3 separate regions of the Homo sapiens genome follow, and all the other regions are linked to region 1. The links are chromatin loops, found by intact Hi-C in ENCODE. Cell type or tissue: endothelial cell of umbilical vein. All regions are shown on one strand.

The links. A loop is a pair of places that touch in the nucleus more often than their neighbours do. Peaks named below come from ENCODE experiments on the same cell type or tissue, not always from the same donor. Only the 100,000 strongest peaks of a DNase experiment are listed, where the experiment ranks them.
Region 2: it touches region 1 in a loop (6-fold over the local background); 16 of 110 quality-filtered maps call a loop at or near these places.
Region 3: it touches region 1 in a loop (11-fold over the local background); 10 of 110 quality-filtered maps call a loop at or near these places.

What each region holds. Positions count from the first base shown.
Region 1 is chr14:65,219,398-65,227,397 of GRCh38, forward strand. LINC02324 (long intergenic non-protein coding RNA 2324) reads right to left here and starts at 2,950. Exons shown (of 4, transcript NR_103769.1): 1 at 2,822-2,950. RefSeq lists enhancers at 3,283-3,422, 5,447-6,327, 6,328-7,207 and a silencer at 6,054-6,348. In endothelial cell of umbilical vein, a CTCF peak has its summit at 3,139 (motif pointing right); a DNase peak (open chromatin) is centred at 3,124.
Region 2 is chr14:65,356,002-65,364,001 of GRCh38, forward strand. It overlaps a transcript of FUT8 not described here. Among named protein-coding and RNA genes, the nearest start is that of MIR4708, 25 kb to the left of the region's middle. RefSeq lists enhancers at 1-1,125, 1-35. In endothelial cell of umbilical vein, no CTCF peak of the experiment used is centred here; DNase peaks (open chromatin) are centred at 590 and 3,690.
Region 3 is chr14:65,601,925-65,609,924 of GRCh38, forward strand. The region is part of intron 3 of FUT8 (fucosyltransferase 8); the gene reads left to right. Among named protein-coding and RNA genes, the nearest start is that of MIR625, 130 kb to the left of the region's middle. In endothelial cell of umbilical vein, no CTCF peak of the experiment used is centred here; no DNase peak of the experiment used is centred here.

The DNA.
Region 1 (8,000 bases):
TCTTTTGTGGAGACAGGGTTTCACCATGTTGCCCAGGCTGGTTTCAAATTCCTGAGCTCAAGTGATCCACCTCCCTTGGCCTCCCAAAGTGCTGGGATTACAGGCTGAGTGACTATGCCTGGCCTTATTTTTATTTATTTATTTATTTATTTATTTATTTATTTATTTATTTAGAGACAGGGTCTAGCTCTGTTGCCCAGGCTGAAGTGCAATGGAATGATCTTGGCTCACTGCAACCTTTACCTTTCGGGCTCAAGCAATCCGACCACCTCAGACTCCTGAGTAGCTGAAACTACCGGAGTGTGCCACCACGTTCAGCTAACTTCAATTTTTTGTAGAAATGAGGTCTCACTATCTTACCCAGGCTGCTCTCCAACTCCTGGGCTCAAGTGATCCTCCTGCCTCAGCCTCCCGAAGTGCTAGGATTATACTGTGAGCCACTGGGTGAACCACTGGGCGAGCCACTGGGCCTGGCCTGAGAAATTTTAAAGAAGGAATTATTATGGCTTCTGGGATAGTATTTTGGGGGTCCTTTTTACCTCTAAGGCCCAAATATCAAGCATTGAGAATGAGATTCAGTTACACACCCGTGTTTCCGCAGAAAGCCTAAAAAGACTTCGAGATGAAATGCCAAGCAGAGGGAAATTGTCATTCCTAAGCTTATATGTAGGCGACACCACCGTGAATCACTTCAGAGCTTGGGTCTCCGTGTCTCTTATTCCAGCTGCGCCCAGTTCTGTGGGGCACCTACCAGTTCCCACAAGTGCAGTTGACCACGAACCATCTCAGGCCCACTCTTCCCTTGCTTTCTACCTTTGAGTCTCTGAGTGACAATGCAAGTGGGACCATCACGGTAGCCTGCTTCGTACTCACACTTGGGGGAGAGAGACACCCATGGAGAGAGCCTTTGGTGTGCGGTGTGTGAAGCAAGGGAGAAATGCTAGTCCCTCTCTTTGCTCTCTGGTTGGCACTGAGGCACCTTTTGAGCTCCTCCACGGGCCCCTGAGATTGGACCAGCAGGAGCCTGCGGACGAGGCTGCCTCAACACCACAGCTCTGTATTGGTTCTTTTTTCTTCTCTTTGCCTCTCCACTCTCTCACTTCTGCTCCTTCAGTCACATTGCTCAGGAAAGAGTTTGCAATTTAGGCCTGTTTTAGGCTTTGCTTTCTGGAAAACCCAGAACACTTTTCATACCAACTGGTGGTGTATTTGATCTTCCTTTTACTGTTTTCTTGCAACTGAGTTTTTTGAGCCCAAATGCAAGATTTGACATTGAGATTTGTTACATGCCATCAATGCAATTTTTTTTTTAAATTCTGATTTTGCCATTTAACAGTGCGAGCTGTCCTTCCTAGCCTTGAGTTATCTACAAATTTGCTCATAAAATTTATTGACTGTTAAAATCTATTACTGGTCAACCTCTGTAACCCCATCTCATGCTTCACCCTCCTTGCTAACTACCCTCCAGCAGCCCCACCTCCAATCAGGTGCGCAAATGGGCCAAGCTCTTCCTGCCCAGGGTCTTGTACTTGTTATTCTTTCTGCTTGAAATCCTCTTTCCTCGGGCTCTGCACATGGACATCTCCTTGTTATACTTTAAAACTCAGTCTAAATGACACTTCTCGAAGAGGATTTCCATGTCTATTGTGTTTCTGTCATAGCACATACCCCAAGCCATGAGTACTATGCCTCATTTATTAGTTTGTTTTTTTGTTTGTTTGTTTGAGATGGAGTCTTGCTCTGTCACCCAGGCTGGAGGGCAGTGGCGCATTCTCAGCTCACTGCAACCTCCGCCTCCCAGGTTGAAGTGATTCTCAGGCCTCAGCCTCCCAAGTAGCTGGAATTACAGGCACACACCACCATGCCCAGCTAATTTTTGTATTTTTAGTAGGGATGGGGTTTCGCCATGTTGGCCAGGCTGGTCTTGAACTCCTGGCCTCAAGCGATCTGCCCACTTTGGCCTCCCAAAGTGCCGAGATTATAGGCATGAGTCACTGCACCCAGCCTAGTTTGCTTTTTATTGTCCATCTTCCTAATTAGGGTGAAATCTACAAGAAGGCAGGGCTACTGTCCATTTTCTTCACTGCTGGATCTCCGGCACATAGCCCTGGTTCTGACACCTGCCAGGGGCTTGATAAATATTTGCATCACCCACTCCACTTGTGCACTAGATGCCACCTCCCCTCACCTCCTCGAGGCATCTCTCCACCGGTCCCTCCTCTCTTGTGCATCATCATTTCTCCCACTTTCCTGGATCATTCCCCTCTGCAGACAAATGTGCTGTAATTTCTCCTATCTTAAAAAACAAAACAGATAGACAAAAAATCTTCTCTTGGCCCACATCCTCTTTCAGCCAACACGCTGCACATTTTATTTATTGCCTATCTCCTCCACTAGGGAAGAAGCTCCATGAGGGAATGGCTTGTGTCTGTTTTGCTTATTGCTGTATCCCTAGTACTTCAAAAGTGCCTGGTGCATAACAATTTTTGAGTTGATTGAATAAATCCTTTTGTGGAATAAATGAATAAAACAGTAAAGCCTTTTTCAATCAATAGAGAGAAAAATCAGTCTTATATCTTGAGCAATGTCTAAATAACTTAAAAGATCAAGATGGAGGCTGGGCACAGTGGCTCACGCCTGTAATCCCAGCACTTTGGGAGGCCGAGACGGGAAGATTGCTTGAGCTCAGGAGTTTGAGACCAGCCTGGACAACATAGTGACCCTGTATCTACAAAAAATAATTAATAAGAAAAGATCAACATGGAACCAAAAAACAAATATACATAGGACAGCTCTATAAAGATATGTAGCAGGTACTTACTGTGTATGTGTATTTTCCATTCTCTGCCTTCTAATATGAAAAGGTTGACAGGATAGTTTGAGGGAGAAAGGAAAATTTGCCATAGATTCCTCAGCATCAGGATAACCTCATTGCCTTAGGGCAAAAAATGAAGCCCAGAGGTAGTGACTTTTCCCAAACTCAGTGTCCTCCCTTCTAAGGGCTTAGGGCATAATCTTCCACAAAACACATCCGGATTGCTAACTCACAGTAAAGGAAAAGTTCTTACGTTTACATAGAACCCAGATGCCAGGAATTTTCTAGAAAATGGACGTGCAGTAATAGTGCCGGCCAGGAGATGGCGACGCGCCTTTCTGTCCAGGAGGACTACACTCTACGTGGCACTGAAGGACTGGGAGAGAAGGTTGGGGCCTCCTGGGGCCAGCCAGGGGCCTCTGGGGGAGGATGGCCTAGAAAACAGGGCTCTGCTTCAGAAGGCTCATTCTTGTTGGCGGGGCCCCCATGAGTAAAATAGTTGTTGTTGAATATGACACATTGTTAAGGCCTCAGATGCAAGAGCAATTACAAGTCCAGGGTGGTTGGCAGGTCTACAGTCAGGATATTTAACTCAAATTCAGGGAGTCTGAAAATCTAGGACAGCTCCTTGGCAACCCCGGACTGACAGATCTTTTGTTCGACTTTTCCTAGGTTTAGGCAACAGCCTCTGAGAGCCCACTAGATTTCCTCCAACATGGAGACTCAACCTAGCCAACATTCTACCACAAGAATCAGTACCTGGGCTTTGGGGTCCACCAACGCTTAAAATTGAGTAACTGAGTGCAAGGGTTGCAGGTAGGCAATGTGCCGATAGACATTTACATTTCCTAGAGAGAAAGTCCTTTGTTCCATCTCTTTCTCCAAGGGCTCTGTGATTCAAAAACCGGGACAGGCACAGTGGCTCACGCCTGTAATCCTAGCACTTTGGGTGGCTGAGGTAGGAGGGTCACTTAAGCTCAGGAGATTGAGACCAGCCTGGGCAACACGGCAAAAACTTGTCCCTGCAAAAAATACAAAAATTAGCTGAGCTTGGTGGCACATGCCTGTAGTCTCAGCTACTTGGGAGGCTGAGGTGAAAGGACTGCTTGAGTCTGCAGTGAGCAGGGTTGACAACACTGCACTACAGCCTGGGCAACAAAGTGAGACCCTATCCCGAAATAAATGAATACATAAGTAAATAAATAAATAAATAATTTAAAAAAAACGTTAAGCAACTACTCCAGTCTTTCCTCGCTAGAGGCCTCACTAATTCTTTACCCCAGCAAGTCCTCTGGGATACTGTAATTCTCCATTTTTTTTTTCATTGAGATGTGTCTCACTCAGGGGACAGAAAACACCATCTGTTATTTGAACAGAGAAGGTAATGTAAGAATTACTGGGGCCGAGCACAGTGGTTCACACCTCTAATTCCAGCACTTTGGGTGACCGATGAGAGAGGATCACTAGAGTCCTGGAGTTTGAGACCAGCCTGGAAAACATAGTGAGATTTCATCTCTACAAATAATAAAAAATTAGTAGGGTGTGGTGGTGTGTGTCTGTAGTCCCAGCTACTCCGGAAGCTGAGGCAGGAGAATTGCTTGAGCCCCGGAAGTTGATGCTGCAGTGAGCCATGATTGTTCCACAGCACTCAGTGTGAGTAACAGAGTGAGATCCTGTCTCAAAAAAAAAAAAAAAAAAAAAAGGTTGTTAACTAGATAACTAAAAGAGGACACTAAGGTGTCACAGTAAAAGCAACTGCAGGTTGGCCGGGCGCAGTGGTTCACACCTGTAATCCCAGCACTTTGGGAGGCCAATGCAGGCAGATCACCTGAGGTCAGGAGTTCAAGACCAGCCTGGTCAACATGGTGAAACCTCATCACTACTAAAAATACAAAAGGTAGCTAGGCATGGTGGCACACGCGTGTAGTCCCAGCTACCCGGGAGGCTGAGGCAGGAGAATCGCTTGAACCTGGGAGGTGGAGGTTGCAGTAAGCCAAGAATACGCCACTGCACTCCAGCCTGGGCAACAGAGCGAGACTCTGTCTCAAAAAAAAAAAGACCAGGTATGGTGGCTCACGCCTATAATCCCAGAATTTTGGGAGACCGAGGCAGGCAGATCATGAGGTCAGGAGTTTGAAACCAACCTGGCCAACATGGTGAAACCCCATCTCTACTAAAAGTACAAAAATTAGCCTAGCGCAGTGGGGGGCTCCTGTAATCACAGCTACTCAGGAGGCTGAGGCAGAATTGCTTGAACCCAGGAGGTGGAGGTTGCAGTGAGCCAAGATCGCGCCACTGCACTCCAGCCTGGGTGACAGAGCAAGACTCTGTCTTGGAAAAAAGAAAAAAATAAATAAATAAATAATTTTTATTTATTTATAAAATAAATACTAAACTGCAGGAAGCAGCCCCTGCCCCTGGGACTGAGAATAGGAAGGGGTGGGAATTATTAAAACTTGAAAACTTGGGACTCAGACTCCACGGAGGGGGCACCGCTTGGCTGGGCTGGCATTTCTGAGCTGGAGAGGGGCCCTGAGGACCCGACATCTCCTGGGAGAACAAGAGCATGATGAGGCTGGTTCTGTCAGTGCTGGAAAAACTGCAAACTACATTCAACTGCTGCTCCAAGAAGGAGCTGCTACTGCCAGGGTGAAGAGGTGAGACTAGAGTGACACTGACAGGTACAGAAAACCCACAGGAAGCAGACAGGAAGGAAGGAGGCCTTTCTTTCTCTCTCACCATGCTGTTCCCTCTGGGGCCTCCCGTGGGAAGGGCCTAATGTGGAGCCAGCTGGCAAAGCAAAACTGTGGTTGGCAGAGTCCTAGCCCAGCATCACAAAGCAAGCACAGAAGGGCAGGTTTGGAGCTGAGAGACAATAAGTGAAGAAGGTCTCCCAAAACATTTTGTTTACTGTAATATGTACAGCCATTATCCAAACCATTCATCCAGAGGGATTCAATCTCTTAATAGATTCATCATCAGGCAGTGTCTAGGGGCATAGCTAGTGGATTTGTTTGGGATTCCCAATGGGCAAACAATAGCAGCCATAGCCATCTGCTGCCACGGTCTTACAGCAATGAGCACAGAGGTGGCTGTCACCATTGTCAATCTCAGGTCAGGACGGGTTTCTAAATCGGGTGGGGAGCAATGGAGACCTCTTGGTTGTAGCCCCACTGTGGCTGTGGAAATTGGCCTATCTATATGGTTGGTTTCACTTCTCCAGTGAAGTCTGGGATTCTGACCCAGAGACCACTCAAAACCACAAACCAGTCTTCCCTGAGCACTTGTCAATCTCCCAGGATTGGAAACGTGGCTAGCCATTGTGCTGAACAAACAAGACTCACGGAGTGTATTCACAAGCAAATTTATTTGATTTCCCACTGTTCTTTTTCATCTGCCCGGGGAAGCCAGATCTTCCTCTGCCCCAGATGAAATTTAGAGCAAGTCTATGACTTTCTGGTCACACTTAGTAATATCAGCAATCTTCCGGTCACTTTAAACCACATAGTACGCATTTAGTAACTAAATTATTCAGTCCCATAACTTCTTGCTTTAAAGTTGAAACTTCTCCCCCATCCCAGCTCAGGATCCTTGAAAGGTGAAGACAAAGGAGACTGGGGAAAGGGTATGTGGTCAGCTGCTAACATTTCTCCTCCTCCTTCCCCAGATTACTAGCCATGAGTCCTGCCTCTTTCAGAGCTGGAGTCCTGCAAATGAGAAGAGGCCAGGGAAGCAGGAAAGTTCTTGCTTGACTGGCCCTGGCTTGGGAATTTAGCATCTGCTCGCTCTGGACTTGGCAAATAATTGACAGCTGACTCTCACCAGGTCTTTGCAGTGACCTTCCGGCCACTGAGGAGCTCTTCCCTGCAGTTTGCTTCACAGGACAAATGCTTTCCATGCTTGCTACTCACTCACTCCTTCCTCAACCCTCTGAACCTGGTGATACCTTGAGCTTCTCTCTGAGAGGCCAGTTTGCCCCTCCATGCAGCACTCTTGAACAATCTAAGATAACCCCTCACTGCCAGGCCTTTCCTGGATGTGGCCCACATTGGCCACACACATACACACACCCTCTATCATGACAAATTTGGAGAGCACAGGGTGTCCTAGCCTCCTCCTTTGGCCTCCACCTTACTCCACAGTCAAAGCTAGGGTCAGCCTATTGCTGTCCTTTGGCTTTTTCAGATGGGAACTGGACGCCTGTGCACTGAGTTCCCTAAGCTACAAGAAATGTGTATTAAGCCCTCTCAGTGGACAATTGAAACCCCATTCCCTGAGCTTGTGATGAGGTCCCTATACTTCCTCTCTTCTCCTATGGGACTCACAACCCACCAAAAACTATGTCCGGAAATCCTCCTTTCTCATCTGCCAGACTGGCCATTCTATCACCATGAATGCAGAGTGCAAGAGTCAAAACTAGTTAGTTTTTTCTTGCCTGCTTTCTCCCCACTCTGCACGTGGTCTTGTGCCTAGCTTAAAATGCCATTGCTATTGTCTTCAGGCCTTAGCAGAACTTCTTTGTTAATATCTTGTTACATGTTTACGTTGAGAAAAAAATGAATAAAGTAACCGGATTGCTTTATTATTCTACAAGCAACAATATGCTCAAAGCTTCATATTCTCAAAGCTTCCAAACACGAGTAAAATGGCTAGAACATGACTTTTTAGGTCCTGCAGGAACTGTTCAGATAGAGGAGAGGAGAAATGTTGCGAAACTTCCTCCAGGGCTTTGGAATCATCTCTCAGCTGAAATTACTAAACTCTTTCTAATCCTTTGGAGAAGGATCTAAAACTCTGGGACGGTTTCAAGGGTTACCATCTACCTCACTGGTTTACCATGAGGATTAAATCAGATAATGGTATATGCAAACATAATTTGTAATTGTGTAAACTAGAAGGTAAACACACAGACGTGTATGGGACAATCATAGCTATGGATACTTTAAAGGAATTTTAATTACCTAGAATTTCTAAAGAGCTCTCAGCAGGTATTTACAGTTCAAAGAGGAAATTTTGCTCTTTCAGACTAGATCTGGAGCAAACAATGGGGCTGTTTGGCAAGTGTTTCTGAGAAAACAGTCCACCTAGAGTGTACATTAGCAACAGTGAGAGATTACAGGGTAGGTGGCAGACAGGGCCCACCCCAGGTGTGGCCTACCCCAGGGTCACCTGCATGCTGTTCTCA
Region 2 (8,000 bases), 140 kb after region 1:
GAGCTAGGAGGTCAGTGAAGAGGAATAGAATTTTTTCTTCCACCGGGTGTAGTGGCTCACGCCTGTAATCTTAGCACTTCGGGAGGCTGAAGTGGGTGGATCACCTGAAGTCAGGAGTTCAAGACCAGCTTGGCCAACATGGTGAAACCCCATCTCTACTAAAAATACAAAAATTATCCAGCCATGGTGGTAGATGCCTATAAGCCCAGCTACTCAGGAGGCTGAGGGAGGAGAATTGCTTGAACCTGGGAGGCAGAGGTTGCAGTGAGCCAAGATTGCCTCATTGCACTCCAGACTGAGTGACAAGAGTGAAATTCCATCTCAGAAAAAAAGAAAAGAAAAGAAAAATATATTTTTTTCTTTTTTTCCTATAGCAGAAAGGGAAAAAAAAAGCCTCATTCGATTATCATCATTTGATGATCGTTCTGTTACCAGCGTCATTCCTTTGGGTGAGTCATTGCTGCCTCCAAGGGATCCCATATTAGGATGCCCCCTTGGGAGGGATAGGAAGCATGACTAACACCTGAGTATAAAGAGGTTCACCCTACACTTCCTGACGTGGCAGGTGAGAGAGTGTGGGTGGGGAATTGGGAGGGGACTGCCTTTCCTTACTTTAGAGTCCTGTCCAATGGCTGGCTTTGTGGTTGGCTCCATTAGGGAGGGCCCACCAGGAAGCCTTCTCTTCTTTCCGTTGAAGACAAGCATGCAAGTTTTCTGTGGTTTGTTAGGGCTGGGCCACCATGTCCTTAGTAGGCAGCAAGGTGGGGTGATGACCTCTGATATCAAACCATCTGGGAGTTACTGCTGCTTTGTAAAAAAACAAAGGCCCAAAGGTAAAATGTGGAGAGAGCAGGGTACTGGAACACCGGCTCACATATCTGGCAGAGGCACTGAGGCCACTACTGCTGGCCTCTTTTCCGTGCCACCTGAGTTGATTTCATTCAACTCATGTGGTCAGGGGCAAGCACTGGGACAAAGTTCTCCCCAGGAGAGGTAAGAACCAGAAGGGAGCTTCTGGGTCTCATCTGGATTAATAGAAGCCATGAGTACTTACTCTGGCGGGAGCCAGGTTCCTTCACTTACTAGGTGTGTGACCTTGGGCATTTACTTATGTTCTGTGATTCAGTGTTCTTATCTCTAAAATGGGGATAATATGTCTACTCCACAGAAGTGTTGCAGGGATTTGTTAGTGTATTTAAAGTACTTGGAAGAGTGCTTGTCACATAGCAAGTATTATAAAAATGTCAACTGCTGTAGTTACTGTTGTTGCTGTCTACAGAAGCCAGGTGTGGACCACAGAGCCAGAAGCCTCGGGCAAGTCTCCAGAGTTGAAACTAGAAAGAATTATTTATAACAGTTCCCATCCTGCCTAGGGCTACAGATGAGACAATAGCTGTAAAACAGTCTCAGCTTCCCTGGGAGGGGCAAAATACCCAGATTCACTGCTAGAATACTCGAACAGAGGCTATTTCTTTAGGGCTCTGCAGCCTAAGCAGACCCTACCCTTAGGTGGTTGAGATACCCCCTTAATGGCCATGATTTGAGGGCCCCCAACACATCTCCATCATAGGCTTGCCTCAGTATCTAAAATTTTCTTCAGGGCTTCCAGTTTGGAAGATGTGACCTATTTTACAGCCAGACTGTCTATGTGTAAACCTCGGCTCTGTCACTCACTAGCTGCATAATCTTGGACAGGTTACTTAATGTCTGCACCTCAGTTTCTCATCTGCAAAAGTGAGGGTAATGACAATAGTCTCTTGATAGAGGCAGAGTGCAAATCACATAAAATAGTGTGTGTGAAGTTTTAGCAAAGTGCCTGGTACACCCTGAACTGGTGGTAATGGTGGTTTGACTAGAGAAGGCATAAATTTGCAATTTAATAGTGACTTCTGGATGAACTTGGAGGACATTATGTTAAGTGAAGTAAACTGGGCACAGAAAGACAAACACCACATGATTTCCACACATATGTGAAATCCAAAAGAGTTGATTTCTTAGAAGCAGAGAGTAGAATAGTGGTTACCAGAGGCTGGGGAGGGTAGGGAGGGGAGGAGAACAGGAGAGGTTGGTCAACAGGTAAAAAGTTACAGTTAGGAAGAATAAGTTCTAGTGTTCCATTACATGGTAGGGTGACTGTAACTAGTAACGATGCAGTCTATGTTTCAAGATAGTTGGAAGAGAAGATTTTGAGTATTATTACAAAGAAATGATAAATGTTTAAAGTGATGAGTATAGTAATTACCTTGAGTTGATCATTATAAAGTATACACATGCATTGAAACATCACATTGTATCCCATAAATATGTACAATTATTTTGTGTGAATTATAAATAAATTAATAAAAATATTTATTAAACCATAGATACTCAATATTTAAACACTTTTTAATAACAATTATCACATGTACAAAAATGTTGAAAACTAATGCAAGTAACACCTTTAAATACATCATTTACTTTTTTTACATTATTATTATTATTATCATTTTTGGAGATAGGGTCTCACTTTGTTGCCCAGGCTGGAGTGCAGTAGTATGACCTCCTCAGGCTCAAGCGATCCTCCTACTTCGGTCTACAGAGTAACTGGGACTACAGGTGCATGCCCGGCTAATTTTTGTGGTTTTGGTAGAGATGGATGGGGTTTCTCCGTGTCGTCCAGGCTGGTCTTGAACTTCTGTGCTCAAGTGGACAGCCCCATCTTGGCCTCCCAAAGTGCTGGGATTATAGGTGTGAGCTACCATGCCCTGCATAATTTACACTGAATAATTGTTTTATCTATGTCTTTGCCATTTTGTTTTCTGCTGTTATTTGTGTTTTTTTGTGCTATTATTTTACTGTTTGGTGAGTACATATATTTTCCCCTTAATAATTTGAAAATAAGTTGCTGAGCATCATGACACTTTAAATACTTAACAGCATATGGTTACCCCAAATAAGGACATTCTCCTACACAACCAGAACACTATGACCACATCTACAATAACTAATAATTATTCTTTAATATTATTTAATACTGAGTCCATATTCACACTTTTTCAGTTGCTCCCAAAATGTCTTTTAGAACTGTTTTTTTTCCTATTAAGAACCAATCTTTTCTTTTTTAGGGGCACTGACTTTTGAAGAGACCAGGGCATCTGTTTTACTTTTGGGGTTTGTCTTACTGTTTTCTTGTGATGGTGTTTTTAGTGAAGTTTTGAAGAAGGATGCAAACAATCTGGAGCTTGAGCTGGAATCCCTGGGCTGCCCCAAGGACACATGCTCTGCTGCCCGTCGAAAATGAGAGAAGAAACCAATAAACAAGGCACATTCATTTTCTTGTGTATTGCAGCAAAACATACATAACATAAAATTCATCATTTTAACTATTTTTAAGTGTACTATACAGTTCAGTGGCGTTAAGTACATTCACGTTGTTGTGCAACCATCACCACCATACATCTCCAGAACTTTTTCATCTTCCCTAGCTGAACCTCTGAGCCTGTTCAACACAAACTCTCCATTCTCCCCTCCCCTCAGCTCTGGCAACCGCTATTCTACTTTTTATCTTTGTGAATTTCACTACTCCAAGTATGTTACACACTACTTGTCTTTTTGTGATTGGCTCATTTCACTTAGCATGATGTCTTCAGAGTTCATCCATGTTATACTGTGGTCAGCATTTCCTTCCCTTTTAAGGCTGAATAATAATCCATTGTATGCATGGAACACATTTTATTTATCCATTCATCTGTTGACTGACACTTGGGTTGCTTCCACCTTTTGGCTAATGTGAGTAATACAGCTATGAACGTGGGTTTACAATTTTCTGATTGCATCCCTGCAAGGCACACTCTTTTTTTTTTGAGACGGAGTCTTGCTCTATCACCCAGGCTGGAGTGCAGTGGCATGATCTCTGCTCATCGCAATCTCCGCCTCCCGCCTCCTGGGTTCAAGTCATTCTCCTGCCTCAGCCTCCCGAGTAGCTGGGATTACAGGCACACACCACCACACCGAGCTAATTTTTGTATTTTCAGTAGAGACAGGGTTTCACCATGTTGGCCAAGATGATCTTGATCTCCTGACCTCATGATCCGTCCGCCTCAGCCTCCCAAAGTGCTGGGATTACAGGCATGAGCCACTGCACCTGGCCAGGCACACTCATTTTTACCTTATGTTGTGGGACTAGCCCTCATGCATCCTCTGATAACTGGTAATTTTACAAATCATGTTTCAAATCTGCATGATTCTCTCCCTTTTATCAAAATCTAACATGAAACAACTCTGTCAGTCTTGCCATTAGCTGGGTTTACAGCCATCTATACCAATAATAGAAATGTGGGCACGACTCACAGCAGGTGTTTCTGCATTGCTTAATGTGGTAAGTGTACTGATTATACCATTATGGAGTAAGAAGACAAACATTCCAAGCTTTTAAAGCTAAATTCAAAGGCCAGAGATGCCTTTTTAAATCAACCTAAAGCATTTTTAATCTGTTAGGCTCCCATACTTCAGAGGACTGGCCTATTAAAGGCACTTGTTCCAAGATTCCAAATGTACACATGTGATTTATATCTAGCTATCCACAAAGTATGAGAGGAAGCAGGGCAAAGTAGAATGAGCTCTGCACTGGATAATGAGGAGATGGGGATCCAGTATCCGGACTCTGTTGATAACCATGTGACCTGGGGCAAAGCCTCAACATTTTTGTGCCTGGGTTTTCTCATCTGTCAAATGGGAAGTTGGCTTATAGCCCTCAAATGCTATGATGGGCTGAGCTACATTTTATTTTTTATTATTATTGTTTGCAGAAGTCTATAATAGAAAGTCAGGTGTGGAAATGGGGAAGCACTGAAGTTGAGTTCACAACTTAGTGAACACAAATTAGTTGGGTGACCTTGGAGAGATTCTGTAATTTTATGAGCCCATATTTTCTCAAAAAAATTGTTCTGCAAAATGGGGATGGTAAATGCTGCAGAGCAGTGATGAAGATGGTAAGTCATCAGGTATGATGAAAGAACTTTGGAAACTTTCAAGGTGCTATACAATCACATGAGAGTGATTACATGGTGATTTTAAACTGTAAAGAGCTCTATAAAGCCAGGCATGGTGGCTCATGCCTGTAATCCCAGCACTTTGGGAGGCCGAGGCAGGCGGATCATGAGGTCAGGAGTTCGAGACCAGTCTGACCAACATAGTGAAACCCCGTCTCTACTAAAAATACAAAAATTAGCCGGGCGTGGTGGTGTGCACCTGTAATCCCAGCTACTTGGGAGTCTGAGGCAAGAGCATTGCTTGAACCTGGGAGGCGGAGGTTGTGGTGAGCCGAGATTGTGCCATTGCATTCCAGCCTGGGCAACAAGAGCAAAACTCTGTCTCAAAAAAAAAAAAAAAAGCTCTATAAATGTAAGGATCTACTAGAGACCTTGTAAGGATACTTACTAGGACTAAATTACTATTGTCCTAAGTAAGGGCACTAACCTTACTGACTCATAGAAACTCAGTATTTTACATTAAAAATAGACTATGGCCGGGTGCGGTGGCTTGCACCTGTAATCCCAGCACTTTGGGAGGCTGAGGCTGGGGGATCACCTGAGGTCAGGAGTTCAAGACCAGCCTGGCCAACATGGCGAAACCCTGTCTCTACTAAAAACACAAAAATTAGCCGGGCGTGGTGGCATGTGCCTGTATTCCCAGCTACTTGGGAGGCTGAGGTTGGAGAATTGCTTGAACCCGGAGGTGGAAGTTGCAGTGAGCAGACGCTGTGCCATTGCACTCCAGCCTGGGCGACAGAGCAAGAGTCTGTCTCAAAGAAAACAAACAAACAAACAAATAAATAAATAAATAAATAAATAAATAAATTATAACTCCCATTCTCCTCTCCCCAAGAATCCACTTTTAGTGGCCTTGGGTATTTCCTGAAATCGCTGGGAATGTTGTGGTAGATCCTCCCCTATCTCTATTTTATAAACTTTCATCAGCTGTTTGAAATGCTTTCTTTCTTTCACTCCAGAACTTGTTGCAGCATATCTTGTTTCAACAACCCTCCAGCCTGCCAATGGAGCTTTGGTTTCGCCAGTTGTGATGACTCTGAAGCTCTTTGTCAGTTCTTTTTATTCCTGGAACACTTGATCAGCTAGTTGGGTTGCATGTTGTTTTAACCCCTGAAGAGCAGATTCCCAGGCTTTGCTGTTTTACAATCTATGATTTAGCTATGATTGTTCTAACAAGTGTTCCCTGCCAAAGCTTGAAATAGTCCCTGTCAACAATTGTTCCCTCTACTCTTTCCAATAGCACAACGCTGTCTTCTAAGGAGCATGCTGTGTTTTCAGTTCAAAAGGGGGACTGTTTGAGGGAAAGAATACAGGAATTGATGAGCTGAGAATTAAGCTAATGACTCAATGGATTACAGATTGCTTTAGAAGCTGGGTGTGGTGGCTGTAGTCCCAGCTACTCAGGGGGCTGAGGTACGAAGATTACTTGAGCCCAGGAGTTCGAGGCCAGCCTGGGCAATATAGCAAGACCCCCATCTCAAACAAACAAACAAACAAACAAACAAAAAGCCCAAATTGCTTTAGGGTCAAGGGTGATACGCAATGCTAAACAATTAGTATGCATAGGAATCACCTGGAATTAAAAATAAAAGTGCAGATTTCTAGACCTGACCCCAGATATCCTCTGATTAAGAAATTCTGTCCTCATTAGCCGGGCGTGGTGGCTCACACCTGTAATCCCAGCACTTTGGGAGGCTGAGGCGGGTGAATCACAAGGTCAGGAGATCGAGACCATCCTGGCTAACATGGTGAAAACCCGTCTCTACTAAAAATACAAAAAATTAGCCGGGCGTGGTGGTGTGTGCCTGTAGTCCCAGCTACTCAGGAGGCTGAGGCAGGAGAATGGCGCGAACCTGGGAGGCGGAGCCTGCAGTGAGCTGAGTTTGCGCCTCTGTACACCAGCCTGGGCAACAGAGCAAGACTCTGTTTCAAAAAAAAAAAAAAAAAAAAAAGAGAAGAAATTCTGTCCTCATAAATGAGACTCAAAAAAAAAAAGAACTTCTGGAGTAGGTAATGAGGTTTAGGACACACTACCTTAGCATATTGGATATTTTAAACTGAAGGAATTTGAGACATGGCAGGTACAGAAAGGACTTTCTTTTCTTTTTGAGATGGAATCTCACTCTGTCTCCTAGGCTGGTGTACAGTGGTGTGACCTCGGCTTGCTGCAACCCCTGCCTTTCGGGTTCAAGCGATTCTCATGCCTCAGCCTCCTGAGTAGCTGGGATTACAGGTGCCCGCCACCAAGCCTGGCTAATTTTTGTATTTTTAGTAGAGATGGGGTTTCACCCTGTTGGTCAGGCTGGTCTCGAACTCTGACCTCAGGTGATCCACTGGCCTCGGCCTCTCAAAGTGCTGGGATTACAGGCGTGAGCCACTGCACCTGGCCTAATTTTTGCATTTTTAGTAGAGACAGGGTTTCACCATGTTGGTTAGGCTTGTCTCGAACTCCTGACCTCAGGTGATCTGTCCGCCTCGGTTTTCCAAAGTGCCGAGATTACAGGTGTGAGCCACTGCGCCCGGCCAGGAAGGACTTTCTGCCCATTTCCTGAAGGAGGTCATAAAACCCTCATGTGAGAGATGCCCTCTCTATACTGGCAAGAAATGAGCATCCTTGCCTCTAAAGACAAAGGGACACAGAGAAGAATCTGAACTCCCAGGCCTTGCTGTTTTCCTCAGTTTACCATGCTTAGCTCACACCCTTTTGTCCTATCTCATTTCTCCACCACTCCCCACTCTTCATCAAACCTAGCATAAAACCACTCAGGTTTTACCACTTCTTTGAGTCTCCATTTCTTTATGAAGGCTGCCATGCTTTCTAAAACTTTACACTTATTAAATAAGTTTGTATGCTTCTCTCTTGTTAACCTGTCTTTTGTTACAGGGGCCCCAGCCAAGAACTCAGAAGGGTAGAGAAAAGCTATTTTCCCTCCCCTACAGTGGGGTCATTTTACATGTGCTCCTGGGTGA
Region 3 (8,000 bases), 380 kb after region 1:
ATAAAATACAGATGTAACCTTTTTTTTATCTTTTGAAGTTTTGATGGTTTTTAAAAAAATTTTTTTTATATCCGTAAGTTTTTGGAGGACAGGTGGTATTCCGTTATATAAGTTCTTCAGTGGTGATTTGTGAGATTTTGATACACTCATCACCCGAGCAGTATACGCTGAACCCAATTTGTAGTGTTTTATCCCTCACCTCCTTCCCACCATTTCCCCCGAGTCCCCAAAGTCCGTCGTATCCTTCCTATGCCTTTGTATCCTCATAGCTTAGCTCCCACTTATGAGTGAGAACATAGGATGTTTGGTTTTCCATTTCTGAGTTACTTCACTTAGGATAATAGTCTCCAGTTCCATCTAGGATGCTGCAAATGCCATTAAATTCATTCATTTTCATGGCCGAGTAGCGTTCCATCTCTCACACACACACACACACACACACACACACACACACACACACACACACACACACACACACAGTTTCTTTATCCACTCATTGATTGATGGGCATTTGGTTCCACATTTTTGCAATTGCGAATTGTGCTGCTATAAACATGCATGTGCAAGTATCTTTTTCGTATAATGACTTCTTTTCCTCTGAGTAAATAACCAGTAGTGGGATTGCTGGATCAAATGGTAGTTCTATTTTTAGTTCTTTAAGGAATCTCCACACTGTTTTCCATAGTGGCTGTACTAGTTTACATTCCCACCAGCATTGTAGAAGTGTTCCTTGATCACCACATCCACGCCAACATCTATTATTTTTTGAGTTTTTGACAATGGCCATTCTTGTGGGAGTAAGGTGGTATCACATTGTGGTTTTGATTTGCATATCCCTGATTATTAGTGATGTTGACCATTTCTTCATATGTCTTTTGGACATTTGTGTATCTTCTTTTGAGAATTGTCTTATTCATGTCCTTAGCCCACTTTTTGATGCGATTGTTTTTTCCTTGCTGTGGATTCTGTATATTAGTCCTTTGTCAGATTCATAGTTTGCAGAGATTTTTTTCCCACTCTGTGGGTTGTGTTTATTCTGCTGACTGTTCCTTTTGCTGTGCAAAAGCTCTTTAGTTTAATTAAGTCCCACCTGTTTGTTTTTGTTACGTTTGCTTTTGAAGTCTTCGCCTAAGCCAATGTCTAGAAGGATTTTTTCCGATGTTATTTTCTAGATTTTTTTATAGTTTCAGGTCTTAGATTTAAGTCCTTGATCCATCTTGAGTTGATTTTTGTGTAAGGTGAGAGATGAGGTTTTATTCTGCTACATGTGGCTTGCCAGTTATCCTGGCATCATTTGTTGCATAGGATGTCCTTTCCCCACTTTATGTTTTTGTTTGCTTTGTCGAAGATCAGTTGGCTGTAAGTATTTGGGTTTTTTTCTGGGTTCTCTATTCTGTTCAGTTGGTCTTTGTGGCTATTTTTATACCACTACCACACTGTTTCGGTGACTTACGGCCGTATAGTATGGTTTGAAATCAGGTAGTGTGATGCCTCCAGATTTGTTCTTTTTGCTCAGTCTTGGCTTTGGCTTTGTGGGCTCTTTTTTGGTTCCATGTGAATTTTAGAATTGTTTTTTTCTAATTCTGTAAAGAATGATGGCGGTATTTTGATGGGGATTGCATTGAATTTGTAGATTTGGCGGTATGGCAATTTTCACAATGACCATAAGCTCATTTTCTAATTGAGCTTCTTTGGATCTTCTCTCTTCTTTTCTTGGTTAATCTTGCTAATGCTCTATCAATTTTATTTATCTTTTCAAAAGAACAAAAATACACTAAAAAAAAATCCAAGGTATACAGGCAACAGATAGGACGATGAATGGAATAGTACCTCACATCTTAATGTTAATATTGAATGTAAGTGGTCTAAGTGCTCCACTTAAAAGGTACAGAATTGCAGAATGGATTCGAATTCACAAACCAAGCATCTGCTGCCTTCACCTAAAACATAAGGATTGACATAAACTTAAGGTACAGGGGTGGAAAAAGACATTTCATGCAAATGGACACCCAAAGCGAGCAGGAGTAGCTATTCTTACATCAGACAAAACAAAAAACAACAGCAACTAAAAAAGACAAAAGGCCTTGTCCAACAAGGCCTTTTACAATCCTAAACATATACAAGGCCTTGTAACAATCCTAAACATATACACACCTAACACTAGCGCTCCCAAATTTATAAAACAATTACTACCAAACCTAAGTAATGAGATAGACAGCAACAAAATAAGTAATAATAATAACTCCACTGACAGCACTAGACAGGTCATCAAGACAGAAAGTCAACAAAGAAACAATGGATTTAAACTCTACCCTGGAACAAATGAACTTAACAGATATTTATAGAACATTCTACCCAGCAACCACAGAGTATACATTCTATTCATCAGCGCATGGAACTTTCTCCAAGGTAGACCATTTGATAGGCCACAAAACAAGTCTCAATAAATTTAAGAAAACTGAAATTATATCAAGTACTCTCTTAGACCACAGTGGGATAAAACTGGAAATCAACTCCAAAGGAACCTTTAAAACCATGCAAATATATGGAAATTAAATAACCTGCTCCTGAATGATCATTGGGTCAACAATGAAATCAAACGGAAACTAAAAAATTCCTCAAACTGAACAATAATAGTGATACAGCCTATCAAAACCTCTGGGATACAGCAAAGGCAGTGCAAAGAGGAAAGTTCTTAGCCTTAAATGCCTACATCAAAAAGTCTGAAAGAGCACAAGTAGACAATCTAAGGTCACACCTCAAGGAACTAGAGAAACAAGAACAAGAACAAACCAGACCCAAACCCAACAGAAGAAAGGAAATGACCAAGATTAGAGCAGAACTAAATGAAATTGAAACAAAAACAATACAAAAGATAAATGAAGTATATATAACTTCTTAATCCCACTTTCCTTCCTCACTTTCCAGAGGAATTTTTATTCTGAGTGTTGTGCATACCTCCTGTCCACATTTTTATTCTTATATTATGTAAATAAGTGTGCATGAAAGCATGTTTTTATATCTTTTTAAAATTTGTAAGAATGTATCATCCTACATATATGTATGTTTTGCAACTTTTTTCACTCAACATTGTGAAATTCATGTAAGATTATTCATGATTGATACTTGTAGGTATACTTTGTTCATTTTAACTGTAGATTAAATTACCATATATGAATAACCACAATTTACTATTTATTCTCTATTAATGGACATCTAGTGTCTCCTTGTGGACATGTGCTAAAATTTCTTTAGGGTAATCTTAGAAGGATACATTCTCAGTCTTATTATATGTGCATTTTCAACTTTGGAGCAATTCAGCAATATTTTCTAAACAAATTATTCTAATATTACGTTCCTACCTTTAATGTATATGGGCTACCTTTAATGTATGTTACGGGCTTAATTGCTTCCCCCACCCATCCAGATTCATATGTTGAAGCCCTAAACCCCAGTCCCTCAGATGTGATTGTATTTGGAGATAGTCCCTTTAAAGAGATGATTAAGTTAAAACCAGGTCATTAAGGTGGACCCTAATCCAATGTGATGGTGTCCTTATAAGAAGGGGTAATTTGGGCAAACAAAAGAGGGGAGGCTTGCAGACAGAGGAAAGACATGTTGAGGATACAGTTGAGAAGAGGCAGACTTCTGCAACCCAATGAGTGAGTCCTCAGAAGAAACCAAACCTGCTGATGCCTTAATCATGGACTTCTAGCCTCCAGAACTGTGATAAAATAAATTTCTGTTGTTTAAGCCACCCATTTTATGGTATTCTGTTATGGCAGCCCTTAAAAACAAATTAATATGTGAGATTTCCAGTTTCTCTGCATCCTTATCTCACTCAGTATCACACTTTTTAATTGTCGCCATTTTAATAGAGGAGAGAGTATCTCTGTTTCAATTTAAATATCCTGGTTACCAAAAATGCTGATCATTTCTCAGGATTACTGATGAATGAAGTCCTCTTCTATGAACTGCTAGTTCATATACTTTGTACATTTTTCTATTACATTGCCTTGCCTTTTTCTTACAGATTTGAAGGAGTTCTTTATAAAATCTATATAATAATCCTACATTAATTATATATTTTCCATTCTCTTCTCTCCACCTGTGACTTGTCTATTAATTTTATTGCACAAAAATTGTTAGTTTTTTTTTTTTTTTTTGAGATGGAGTCTCGCTCTGTCGCCCAGGCTGGAGTGCAGTGGTGCGATCTCAGCTTACTGCAACCTCCGCCTCCCAGGTTCAAGTGATTCTCCTGCCTCAGCCTCCCGAGTAGTTGGGACTACAGGCGCCTGCCACCAACCCTGGCTAATTTTTTTTTTTGTATTTTTAGTAGAGACGGGGTTTCACTGTGTTAGCCAAGATGGTCTCGATCTCTTGACCTCATGATCCACCTGCCTCAGCCTCCCGAAGTGCTGGGATTACAGGCATAAGCCACTGTGCCCTGCCCAAAAATTTTTAAGTTTTAAGGCAGTCAGATTTATTAGTCTTTCTTTTTATGGTTTGGGCTTTTAAAAAAAAATCTTATTTAAGAAATTCTTTTCTCTCCCAAGATCATGAAGAATGCAAAATTTCTTCTAAAATTTTTAAGTTTTGTTTGTAAGATTGTTTGAATTTTCTGTGAAACCATCTCTTATTGAATTATTTTTCCTTTCCATATTAATTTAGAATGATACCTGTGTCATATGCTAAGATCTCTTTCTAGGTGCTTTATTCTGTTCCATTAGTCTTATCTGGCTTTGTGCCAATACTACACTGTTTCCATTAGTAAAACTTTGTTTTGTTTTCTGATGGGGGGAAATCCTATTTTTTTTCTTATTTTGCAAAATGAACTAGCTTATTTTGGAGATTTTGCTTTTTCATAAGTATTTTAGGATCACTTTGCTAAATTTAATTAAAAAATCCTTTTGGAATTTTTATTAGAATTGTATTTAATTTATAGATCAATTTGGGAAACAACTACTTCTTCAGAAAATTTATAATTTTTTAATGTATGAGGTATGTTGCTGTTTGTTAGATTTATTCCTTGAAAGATTATGATTCTGCTGTTACTGTTGTAAATGTGATATTTTAAAAAACACATTTAGTAATTTGTGGTTGTTGTTGTATAGAGACTTTAATTTCTGTACATTGATATTGTATATAGTGATGTCCCTGAACTTTATTAGTACGATTTGTAGATTATCTTGGATTTTCTGTATTAAAGTTTATATTATCTGAATAACATTTGTTTCTTCATTTTCTACACTTGTAAGTCTTACTTCTTTATCTTATTACCTCAGCTAAGGCCTTCAGTACAGTGATGAATAGAAGCATAGATGGCAGGCCTGTCTTCTATTGTTCTTAGATTTAAAAGGAATGCTACTGATGAGTTGATCCATAGAATGTGATATTTATTATGAATTTCTAATATTCCTTACTGAATTAAAGAGTTTACCTTCCATTCATTCTTTCTTGTTAAGGTGTTTATAATGAATAAGTATTAAATTTTATCTAATGATTTTTTGTTTCCATTGAGATTGTAATTTTATTTTGTTTTAATTTGTTAATGTAATCAATTTAAATTAATAGTTTTTCTAATCGTAAACCAATGTAGTATTCTTAGGATAAAGTTGAGATAGTCATGTATTTTTAAATATATTGCTGTATTTACTAATGGATCATTTGGGAGTTTGAAAATAAGCTTATATTTGAATTAGTCTTTAATTTCTTTGTTATCCTTGTCTACTTCTATATCAATCTTATACTAATCTCAGGAATGGAATTTTAGAATTTCCTCTCTTTTTATATTTCCTAGATTTTGATTCGATGTTTTATGAATATTTGTAAAACTCATATAAAAATGCTAGAACCTGGCCAGGCACGGTAGCTCATGCCTGTAATCCCAGCACTTTGGGAGGCTGAAGTGGGCAGATCATGAGGTCAGGAGATCGAGACCATTACTGGCCAACATGGTGAAACCCCGTCTCTACGAAAAATACAAAAAAATTAGCTGGGTGTGGCGGCGCATGCCTGTAATCCCAGCTACTTGGGAAGCTGAGGCAGGAGAATCACTTGAACCCGGGAGGCAGAGGTTGCAGTGAGCCGAGATTGTGCCACTGCACTCCAGCCTGGCAACAAAGCTAGACTCCGTCTCAAAAAAAAAAAAAAAAAAATGCTTGAATCTAAAGTTTCAAAAAATTCAATAGATTTTTGACCACTGAAAATTTTTATATATTATTGAGTTCATTTTGTAGTTTAATTCCTCTAGAAAGTATGTTTTTTATGTTTTTAAAGCAAGTGCCTGAAAATATAGTAATTTTTGATATGTTTTAAAATTCCTTATCTGTTTGTGATTCTCTTTTCTTTCCTAATATTGCTTATTTGTGCCTACGTTCTTTTTCTTAATTAAGATCTTTATTCTTTCCAATGTTCATGGCATAATTGTTGAAAGTATTTAAGAAAGGCAACCTGTTTTACATGAATTATTAAGTGCATTTTTGATGGGAAAAGTTTAATTTCTCAGAGAGCCGTGTAATCATTTCATTTAGGCTACAACTCACTAGTTTTTCATATTCTGATTGCAAAGCAGTAATTTACTGGTTTTCATATTATGTTTTAATGCATTGAATTCCTTTAGAGTGGGGCTAATGTTTGGGTATTAGAATGGTACCTTTTTGTTTGAATAAAGATTTTCATCAAGTTTTTATTTGGGAGAATAATTTTTGAAATACATATCAAATCTCAGAAAAACTTAACATGTAGGCATCCTTAAAGGCTTTTAAAATAGGAATGAGGATCATCTACAGGAAACCCTAGTGATTAGCTGTTTCATGTTTTGTGATGTCAGATGTAAGCAGTGAACCAGGCCAGCCTATATAGCTATTGCTGCAGCTGCACAGTCCAGCTTTCTTGGATTTACCTAATAACTAATGATGTCTAACGTCTTTTAGTGTGCTTAATTCGCCTTTTTGTCTTTTTTGTTCAAACATTTATTTAAATCTTTTTGCTTATGAGGTTTTTTCTTTTTTTTCCTGATGATTTGATACTTTATGTAGTCTGGATACAAGTCCTTTAACAGATGTAGGATTTAAAAATATTTTCTTGGCCAGGCGCAGTGGCTCATGTCTGTAATCTCAGCACTTTGGGAAGCCAAGGCGGGTGGATCACCTGAGGTCAGGAGTTGAAGACCAGCCTGGCCAACATGGCAAAACCCCGTCTCTACTAAAAATATAAAAATTAGCCGGGTGTGGTGGCGCGCTCCTGTAGTCCCAGCTACTTGGGAGGCTGAAGCGGAAGAATCACTTGAACCCGAGAGGTGGAGGTTGCAGTGAGCCAGGATCGCGCCACTGCACTCCAGCCTGGGTGACAGAGTGAGACTCTGTCTCAAAAAAAAAAAAAAAATTTTTCCTCTAGTCTGTGGGTTATCTTTTCATTCTCTTAACTGTGTCTTTCTAAAAGAAGAGCTTTTAATTTTAGTGAAATCCAGTTTATCAATTTTTTCTTTTGTGGATCACACCTTTCTGTCATAGCTAAGATAACTTTGCTGAACTGAGGGTCAGAAAGGTATATTTCTTGTTTTCCTCTTGTTGTGAAAACTGTCTGCTAAATTATCTTTGTGACTTTATTTAAAAAATAAATTGAGTGTCCATTTATGTGTGGGCCTATTCCCGGACTCTTTTCTGTTTCATTATGCTCTTTGTCATCTGTCTTTATACTAGTACCTCACTGTCTTGATTATTGTATGTAGTTTTATAATAGGTCTTTAAAAACTTTTTTTAAATTTTTTAAATTTTTGTTCATTCATTCATTCATTCATTCAATCAGTCATTCAAACACCAACTCAAGCCAGATACAATAGGTCTTAATATCAGATGGTGTTTGCCTTTTAGTTTTATCTTTTTCTGATTTGTATTGAGTATTCTAGATGTTTGTGTTTCCATATGAATTTTATTACTGGCCTGACAATTTCTAAACAAATTCAGTGTTGTTTTATAATTTTAAATTTATAAGTCGTG